Linked DNA regions of Homo sapiens: region 2 is linked to region 1. A link is a contact called in ENCODE Hi-C or POLR2A ChIA-PET data. All regions are on one chromosome and are shown on one strand. Each heading gives the region's core, a stretch centred on a gene start or an enhancer-like site at or near the end of the contact. The rest is flanking DNA. Distances are from core to core; before and after follow the strand shown.

Evidence for each region. A loop is a pair of places that touch in the nucleus more often than their neighbours do. ChIA-PET counts read pairs that join two places held with the same protein, here RNA polymerase II (POLR2A). Pooled maps may share reads with other maps.
Region 2: a map of CD8-positive, alpha-beta T cell shows a loop between it and region 1 (4-fold over the local background). The contact joins two enhancer-like sites. A Hi-C loop is called at or near these places in 2 of 168 maps with a recorded cell type or tissue (CD8-positive, alpha-beta T cell and naive thymus-derived CD4-positive, alpha-beta T cell) and 4 of 50 pooled maps. POLR2A ChIA-PET finds 5 or more read pairs at or near these places in 7 of 52 experiments (CD4-positive, alpha-beta T cell, CD8-positive, alpha-beta T cell, activated CD4-positive, alpha-beta T cell and 3 more).

What each region holds. Positions count from the first base shown.
Region 1 is chr5:109,875,711-109,880,376 of GRCh38, forward strand. No RefSeq gene overlaps it. Among named protein-coding and RNA genes, the nearest start is that of LINC01848, 5.1 kb to the right of the region's middle. Within about 2 kb of position 2,106, at least 2 of the 41 ENCODE cell types and tissues checked have a DNase peak (open chromatin) inside an H3K27ac peak, as active enhancers do.
Region 2 is chr5:109,920,216-109,924,693 of GRCh38, forward strand. No RefSeq gene overlaps it. Among named protein-coding and RNA genes, the nearest start is that of LINC01848, 39 kb to the left of the region's middle. Within about 2 kb of position 1,661, at least 4 of the 41 ENCODE cell types and tissues checked have a DNase peak (open chromatin) inside an H3K27ac peak, as active enhancers do.

The DNA of each region.
Region 1 (4,666 bases), core at 856-3,355:
GGTGATCTGGATTTCAGTCTCAAATTCTGCAAAAGTAGCTGTGGGACCTTTGAGGAGTCACTATACCTCCTAAGAACTCTTTTTCCTGGTCTACTGATTAAAGCCACACTGCCAACTTTCCAAATTAGAAGGTTTCCTAAACACTTTTTCTGGTTGCAAAAAACTATTTTAGCAGATGAAATAAAATGCATTTTAACTGGTTCTCCATGGCAACGCTTACAGCTCTTTCCAGTAACCTTTTGAAGTCTGACTTCTCCATGTTGTGCTTATGGCATCTTTGGGTAGATAGATATTTGGGGATGGGAAAAAAATGATCTGTTTAATGCAAAACTTACTTTGATTTTGTTTTGGTTTTGTAAATGCCGGGGTTTCCTTTCCCAGAAACAACATAAACCTGAAAAAAAAGAACCTGAAACTTTATCTGGGGTGGTTAAAGCCCACATTTTAAGAGTAATCTGAAAAATCTTGAAAGGATTACATGAAAATAGCTGAGTTTTGACCAGGGAACCAGCAACCACAGCTCATAAATGCCTTTGGCTTCAGATCAGTGTGGGGACCTGCAGAAGAGGAGATTCTCTTCAATTGAAGTACTAAGAGGAGAAATGTTTTTAGATCTCAAGAAATCTTAGTTTTTGGCTATCTGTGGTTAAAAATCAGTCCTGGTGTATCTTTGCCCTGAAAGATTAAGGGAAAGAACTGCTTAGGAAAATATAATGACTGCTTGGTAAGAAGTGCCTGAGCAATGACTTCCACATAGGGTGGATTTGCTAAGGTGTCTGGCGACGGGACCTTCGCCTTGTTCCACAATGCGTCGTGGTGGTTTGAAGCAGGAAGCATGTGTAGTTTGGTGATGCTGTCTTGACTCTTCAATTTAGAGTATGAAGATTTGGAGTGGGAGCAGAGAGGAAGTAATTAAATGTATATCTTTTTAAAATACAACCTCAGTCAAGTTTGAATCTGACAGAAGTTATGTGTATATTTTAGGAATAGCAAAATGTCAGAACTTCAAGCCCATCATTTGAGAGTGAGCTCCCATTTGGCTAATTCCACTGTGTCCTGTTGAGTCTCAGGTTGGTAAAGCACTGCAAGCACAGAGCCCGTTTACATTTACTTCCTCTTAGGATACAGGGCACAGGTAGCGACTTGAGTGGTGGCTCCTGAAAAGATATCTCCATGCCCTAATCCATTAAATCTGTGAATGCAGCCTTACTTGGAAAAAGGGCCTTATGCGTATGTGATTAAGTTAAGACCGTGACAGGCTATCATCTGGATTATCTAGGTGGGCCATAAATCCAATGACAAACATCCTTATCGGAGGCAGAATAGGAGAAGACACAGAGAGGAGGCAACATGACCATGGCGGCAGCGCTGGGAGTGATGCGGCCGCGAGGTAAGGAATGCTGACAGCTACAGAAGCTGGAAGAGGCCAGGGAGGAGTCTACCCTAGATTCTCCAGAGGGTATGTGGCCTGGCTGATAGCTTGATTTGCAACGTCTGGCATCCAGAACTGTGAGAGAATAAGTTTCTCTTTTTTTCAACTACCCAGTTTGTGGTAATTTGTTACAACAGCCTCAGGAAACAAATCTAGTACCCAGAATACATTCATCCAACCCATCCCACGGCCCCTGTGGAGAAGCACATCAGAGCTTTCCCCACCTCCCTGTGATCTTGCCAGAGAATAAAGGGCTGAGGGACTGTGCTGACTCCTGATAGACAAGGTGGTGTGCCAGGATGACAGAGGCACAGAACTAGCCAAGAACCACTCTAGTATTGGATTCATTTGGCGGGACTACTTATTCCACCTGCTTGGAATAAAAACAGGAAGATGTTTTCATTGATTTGCTTCCATTTACCACAGAATGTTACTCATCCAGTTCCAGTTGATTTGAGTCATCTTCTCAGGATGAAATAACTGGATACTTGTCAATAGTAGGGAATATGAATAATTTTCACTTCTCAGAAACTTTTAATTTGTAGGGCACTTTAAATACGCAGATCAATTTGCGCTCTCGAATCTCACAATGACTCTGTGAAGCAGGTCAGACAGGTAAGATTATGAATCTTTTTAAGCTGTGCAACTTAAAGCTAACGAACAAAGCCAGATTGAAAGATAATTTTTCCTCATCCAGTGTCCTGCTTAACTGGCTTACTCACTCTGTGGGGAATGACTGACTGATTCAACAGAGAGTTGACAAATTGAAACCACATTTACCTGGAAATGTCCTTGCATGAGAATAGGGGGAAAAAAGTTTTAAACAGGAAAAATAGAGATACACCCTACCACACGCTGAAACACACGTATATTATACATCTATTCTGCCTAGAATATAATAAAGATTGCATTGCACATTGGTGGTAAAGAGGTAGCTCACTCAATAAATAGTATAGTCTTCATATGGAAAAAATTAAATTGTTTATGTACCTTAAACAGATAGAAAAAAATTTATAGATTAGATATTTAATTGCAAATATATATATACATAATAGAAAAAATACAGGAAATGTGTTTTAATGACTTGGGAGTGGAGAAGGCCTTTCTATGCATAAAATGAACTTAAGAGCTGCAAAGAAAAATAGACAAATTTGGTTATAAAAATTAAAAATGATGTGGTCAAAGATGCTATAATAAAGTCAACAGAAAAACAAAACAATATACAGTGGTAAATATTTGCAAAATATATGCTATTTATTAATTATATTCAGCAAACAGTTTTGGAGCACCAGATATGCACCAGACACCGCGGTCAGTGTTAGGCATTAAGCCCTGAATAAGACAAGCAGTCATCATGACCTCATGGACCTTGCTATCTAGCCTGCATTAACCAAGTACTTTTGAGTATAATGAGTATTATAAAGGTCAAGCTGGATGCAATGGGAAAGTGTGATGTGGATAAGTCTTGATAGGCAAGAGTTAGCATCTCTAAACAACTGACAGAAATCAATGAGAAAAATATTAACCTAGAAAAGTTGAAAAAAGATATGTACTGAAAATTCCCAAATGAAGAAATAATAGTTCACCAATAAACACAGGAAAAGATTTTACCCTTGTGAACAAAGATATTCAAATCAAAATGACATGTAATGTTTTACCTATCAGATTACTAAAGAATCAAATGAGTTACAATAGAAACTGCAGGTGATGAGAGGTAGGAACCTGGGCTTTCTCTCATTCTTTGTAGGAGTGTAAATTGTAGAAAATCGTATAATGCCTATCAAGACTTACAATTTAAAAATTGGTTTCTCTATTCAAAGTGTTATGGACTGAATGTTTGTGTTCCACCCCACAGCAAATTAATGTATTGAAGTCCTAACCCTCAATGCGATGGTATTTGGACACGCATCGTTGGAAGGTAATTAAGGAGAGATGAGGTCATGAGAGTTGGGGCTTGCATGATGAAATTATTGCTCTTATAGGAAGAGACACCAGATTTTTTTTTTTCTTTTTCTCCCTCTCCCTCCATTCTATCTTTCTCTGCCATGTGAGGACATACCCAGAAGTCCCATCTGCAATCTAGGAAGAGAGTACTCACCAAATCGGTAGGCACCTTGATCTTAGACTTTCAGCCTCCCAAACTGTGAGAAATACATTCCTGTTGGTTAAGCCACCCAGTCTTTGGTCTTTTGCTATCACAGCCTGAACAGACTAAGACATTGTTTGTATGTGTGTGTGTGTACGATTTAAAAGCAAGTAACAGGAGAAGTAAAAAAAAAAAATGTAAGCACTGCAGTATCAATCAGAACATTATATTGGGGATTGGCAAACTCTACAGCCCATTGCCATATCAAGCCCACTGCCTGTTTTGGAAATAGAAAATATTGGAGCAGAGCCATACTCATTTGTTTATGTATTGTTTCTGGCTGTTTTTATGCTACAACAATAGACTTGAGTAACTGCAACAGAGACTGAATGGACTGCAGAGCCTAAAATATTTCTTATCTCTTCATTTGTTGACAGTTTGCCAATGCTTCTATTGAGATTAAAACCATAAACAACTTAAATATTAATTAATTATGTTTAATTAAAATTATTTTATATTCACAATGTGGAGTATTATGCAGCAATTGGTAGAGTCTTACATATAGACATGTAAATATGGCTTAAGATATTTTGTTAAATGAGAGTTATGGCTCAATATGTGTAGCATAATTCATTTATGTAAACAATATGTATAAAGAGAGATACATACATATGTATGCTACCATTTATAAAGTGCTAAAGTACTGCCCTAAGCATGTAACGTAATTTGTCTTATTATATGATTTATTACATATAACAATCGTATGTGTTAGTAATATTATTTAATTTTAAATATTAAATAATGATAATATTATTTACTATTTTGCAGAGAAGAAATTGAGGGTTAAAAGACTAATTTGTCTAGTCACATAGCTAGTAAGTGACAAAGTCAGAACGTGAATTCACACTTTTCACTACTGTACTGTGCATAAATGTTCAAAAAGGGTAAACACAAACAGTTTTTACTTGGGGAGTAAGGAAGATATTAGAAATGGAATTATAAGGGTCTTTAATTTTCTGATATTGTTTATTGTGTTTACTGGTAATAAATGATTGTTGTTAAAGATTCAAAGGTGCTTCCATTTTGGAAAAAAAAGAATGTAGGAAATAATTTCATGAACTTTGTCTGTCTATAAGTCAATGTTACTG
Region 2 (4,478 bases), core at 411-2,910, 44 kb after region 1:
ATATTCCTTTGGATATATATCCAATAATGGGATTGCTGAGCCAAATGGTAATTCTGTTTTAAGTTCTTTGAGAAATCATCACACTGCTTTCCACAATGGCTGAACTAATTACTTTGTCACCAGCAACGTATAGACATTCCCTTTTCTCTGCAATCTTGCCACTATCTGTTCTTTTTTGACCTTTTAATAATAGCCATTCTGACTGGTGTGAGATGGTATCTGATTGTGGTTTTGATTTGCATTTCTCTAATGATTGGTGGTGTTGAACATTTTTTCATATGCTAGTTGGCCACCTCTATGTCTTCTTTTGTAAAGTGAATTGAGCTATTTATTTATTTTTAAATATCCTCTTATTTGGACTCTGCTAGGTCCTGGCTTTGAATGGATTTTCTCTCTTTCTCTTCCTCCTCTACCACTGAGAGTGAGCAGGGTCCTCAAAAGCTGCCGGGCTCCTGGGGCATGTGGAAGGTTGTGCCTGCATGGATATGGAGAGTAGTGTTGGGGATGGGGATTGCTACCTTTCCGTCATTTAGGGCTTTTACCTGCAAAGGCCCATAGAGCTAGCTTTATTCAGAGTTTCATTGCAAAGCCTCATTTCTACTTTCCCCAACTCTTCTCTCAACCAGTCCTTGCCTCCAAGGACACCCATAGAGTCCTTGTGGTCATTTCTCGTGGTTATCAGCCTCCCATGGCTCATCCCTGCAGCTGCAGGAGGTTCGTGGTCCTGCCATTACCTCTTGCAGTTGGTTGGGGCTAGATCAGCCTTTTGGCTGCCAAGGGAGGAATCAGGAGCTGTTCCACATTTTGGGCTGAAGGAAAGACGTTGTAATTATGGATTGAAAGCCCCCACTGTTGGCATCACTGACTGCCCCCTAAGCAGAGGATTACTTAGAAATAGACAGCAGGGACACCCAGATGGACGTGGCTCACCCGACTTTTACTGGCTGACCGCGATCACCTTTTTCTGACCTTTAGAAAATGACAGAGTGCTGTGTTCTCCTGACTAAGAGTGTGACTACTGGGGAAGGGTGGCAGAATAATCATGCCCTGGGATGTTGCCATTTTATTATTTTTTTCTTTTTAATCTTAGCACACAATCCAGGAGTGTGCTAAAATGATTTGGACCCTATCCTTGAGGAGTTTAGGATATTGAAGGATGCAATATTAACACAGACATAATAATCGAGAACAACATAAAGGAGTCTATAATGGCTGCATAATTGTGTGCAATTGCCTGATGGGATAGTAGGAGGAGCCTTGAGGGCTGTGGGAGCCAAGAAAGCCTTCAAGAAAAAGTAACTTAAGCTGAGTCTTAGAGAATGTGCTGGATTTGAGTAGGGAGATGGAAGGGCATTCTAGGAGCCAAGACCAAAGGGGAAGGGACAGGAACTGTTTATTAGATGCTAAAGAAAGCAGTACAAACCTGAGGCATGGAAGGACAAGCTGGGAAGGTCTTTAACTGTTAACCCAGGTCCTGAAGCTCAGGGGTGAATCTGATCAGGTGTGAATCTCTTCTATGCCGAAGGTCCAGAGAGTGATTCCTCAAGGTCACAGAGCAGCCATGGTGCCAGATGCTGTGGTGTGTCTGTGCAGTCATAGGCTCAAAGCACTTCTCACTCAACCACATTGCATTTGCTCACAACTCATAACCCCTTTGAAGCTTGCCAAAACACAGGTGCACTTTTGTTTTGAAGACAAACTCTGAGAGCTGCTGATGGGACTTTTTGAGGCCACCATTGCTTCTGCAGCTGCTCATATGCTTCAAAGAACTGAGGCCTTAGCTGCAGGGGCAGGGGAGCCGTTGACTTCTGAGGTTTAGGTGGCAGGTGCCTTTTCTGCAGTCACTCCCTCCCTCTTTGGAAGCAGAGGGTGCTAGCCTCCTACAGAGAGGACTGTGAGCTCCCCCCTTGTCACGGATGGCCCTGCAGTGCCAAGTGCTGACAGGAGGTCGTGGCTGCTTTCAGCGGAGCATTAGCCCTAATAGGTTTGGCAGGATTTTAAAATAATCAAAACAAAGCAGGTTAGAAGGTTTGATGGGGGAGGTATGTGGTGACTGCTTGAGCTCAGATCACATGGTATGTCCAGCAGCCTGGCCCAGAACAGCTCCAAGGCCTGATGCCAAGGGTCTGGGCTGAACAGAAATCTGAAGTGGCTTTATCAGAGAAATTAGTGTGTGATTAGAGCTGAGAAGAGTCACGAGTCTTAACTTCTGTTTAGCACTCCAAGAATAAGGTGTCCCGTGTGGTGCCAAATTACTCCCTCTGGGCAGTCTAAAGCATGAGTGGGATGCTTATCCAGGGAGCACGGTGGAGGAAAGGTGTGGGGGCTGGGGGGAGGCTGTGGGGTGAAGAATGATGCAGTGCCATGGAGTAAGCTGTAGACAGACCTGCTTTGGCTTTGTTTGGGGGTGGGGCAGGGTGTGAAATACTTTCTGTACTGATTTCTATCCTGCGATCAGATACCTAGGACGTGTGTTAGAGCCAAGAAGAGACAGAACTTGACCACGTTGGGTATTGCTTGATTTTTTTTGTTTTTTAATGAGGTCTTGCTCTGCCTCTCAGGCTGGAGTACAGTGGTGCAATCAGCTCACTGCAGCCTCTGCCTCCTGGATTCAAGCAATCCTTCTGACTCAGCATCATGGGTAGCAGGGACTACAGGTGTGTGCCACCACACTCAACTTTTTTTTTTTTTTTTTGGTAGAGATGGAGTCTCCCTATGTTGCCCAGCCTGGTCCTGAACTTCTGACTCAAGTGATCCTCCTGCCTTGGCCTCCCAAAGTGCTGGGATTACAGGTGGGAGCAACCATATCTGGCTGGTATTGCATTTTTAATACAATTGGAATAGTATATTAAATATTTTTGAAGGAAAGAATAGACCTTCACTATGGTGGAAATGAAAGGAGTTACCCACCTCATTTTCCTTATGGTAGAACATTGTATTCCAGCCACCACAGGCACTCCAGCCTGTGGCTTTCGGTTGTGAATGACAGCCCACTGAAGTGACTTGTCCTTGCTATCTTTGTCCACAGCAATCCTTGGTTTTGCTCTCACTTTTGCCAGGGCCTCTCTTCTGCATCCTTGATGCCTTTGTCTTCCAACTCTGAATGTTTTTGGCAAGGACAGAGATGTTAAAAAGCTAGCAGGAGGGGCTGGTTCTGACAAAGGACAGGCAGACAGTGCACAGGTGGTGCACCCTAGCCTAACAAAGGCTCCTTTGCTCAGTGGTGGGGAAGAACTGCTGCGTGGCTTTGCTGGAAATCTGTCCCTGAAGCCTAGATGGGCCTAGCCCTCACCTGGCTAGGGATTGTCCCCAAAGCTCTTTTACTGCTAATTCAAGCAGAATGGAGGACTGACACTAAGAAAATAGGCTATCTATCTCATGAAACACCAGGGGAAGACATGTCTAGGTTTGGGACCAGCATCTTAAAGTGTTCAGAAAGTAACACAATTCCTCTCTCTCCCTCTGTCTCTGTCTCTCTGTCTTTATGTGTGTGTCTGTCTCTGACTTTTGAGGCTCTTGCTCTCCACTCGTCACTGTGTATCTGCTTTATTTTTCTCTTATTACACCAACTTTTGCTATTTCTTCAAGCACATGGCAGAAGACGGCTGCCTCTTATCTGGCAATTTTACAAAGCCCTCAACTCAGGCAAACAGTAGAGCTGTTCCTATCAGTGCCAACTCCAAATTCACAGAAAAAAATCTGATTAGTTTAGATTAAGTCAGAGAAGGTTAAAAGGGTTCTGAGGGAGGGATGTGATTGCCTGATTTCTGATCACAGTATATGCCTTAATGGTATACAGGCTGTCCAGAACAATTCCAAGACTATGGTCCTGGGGTGGCATGGTATGGATAGAAAGCTCACAAAATGTTCACATAGACAATTAATATGGCTGCCTGGACCCACATGTACTAGAGCTCAGAGAGGCATATGTGTGCAGGTACATGCTCACACATGTGTATGTGTGAAGCATGCATGTGTGGTCTTATGGTTGGGTAGAGACCCCTTAAAGTGCCTATCACATCAGATAGAAGGATAGATTTCTAGATAGAAGAAATTTGGGCCCATCTGTTATCTAGAAATTTCTTTTGTTGAAGGCTTCTTCCTGCTGTGTACTTCGGCAAAGTTCCTCATTAACATGGCCCTCCTGAATTGGGAGATTTGGTCCCAGATTCTCTAATCATCCTCTGTCTTCCCAGGGTGGAGAAGCTGATATATGCTGGGGAGTCTTTTGCGAATTTACATTTCCTTTAATATGCATTGGGCACAGATGGTTACCAGGTTGTCTCCGATTCATAAGTCTTCTTTCATCAAGGGCCGATCAAAATTTAGTGCAAGCAGGTTTAAAGGGACAAGCTTTTAGGCTTGGAAATGTGCATATAAATAAAAATGTTGCTGTAGCGGCTCCATTGTTAATGAAAGAAAAATGATCCATGTCCTCTTCCTGGATAACGGAGTCTCTGAATATATTTATTTCAAGA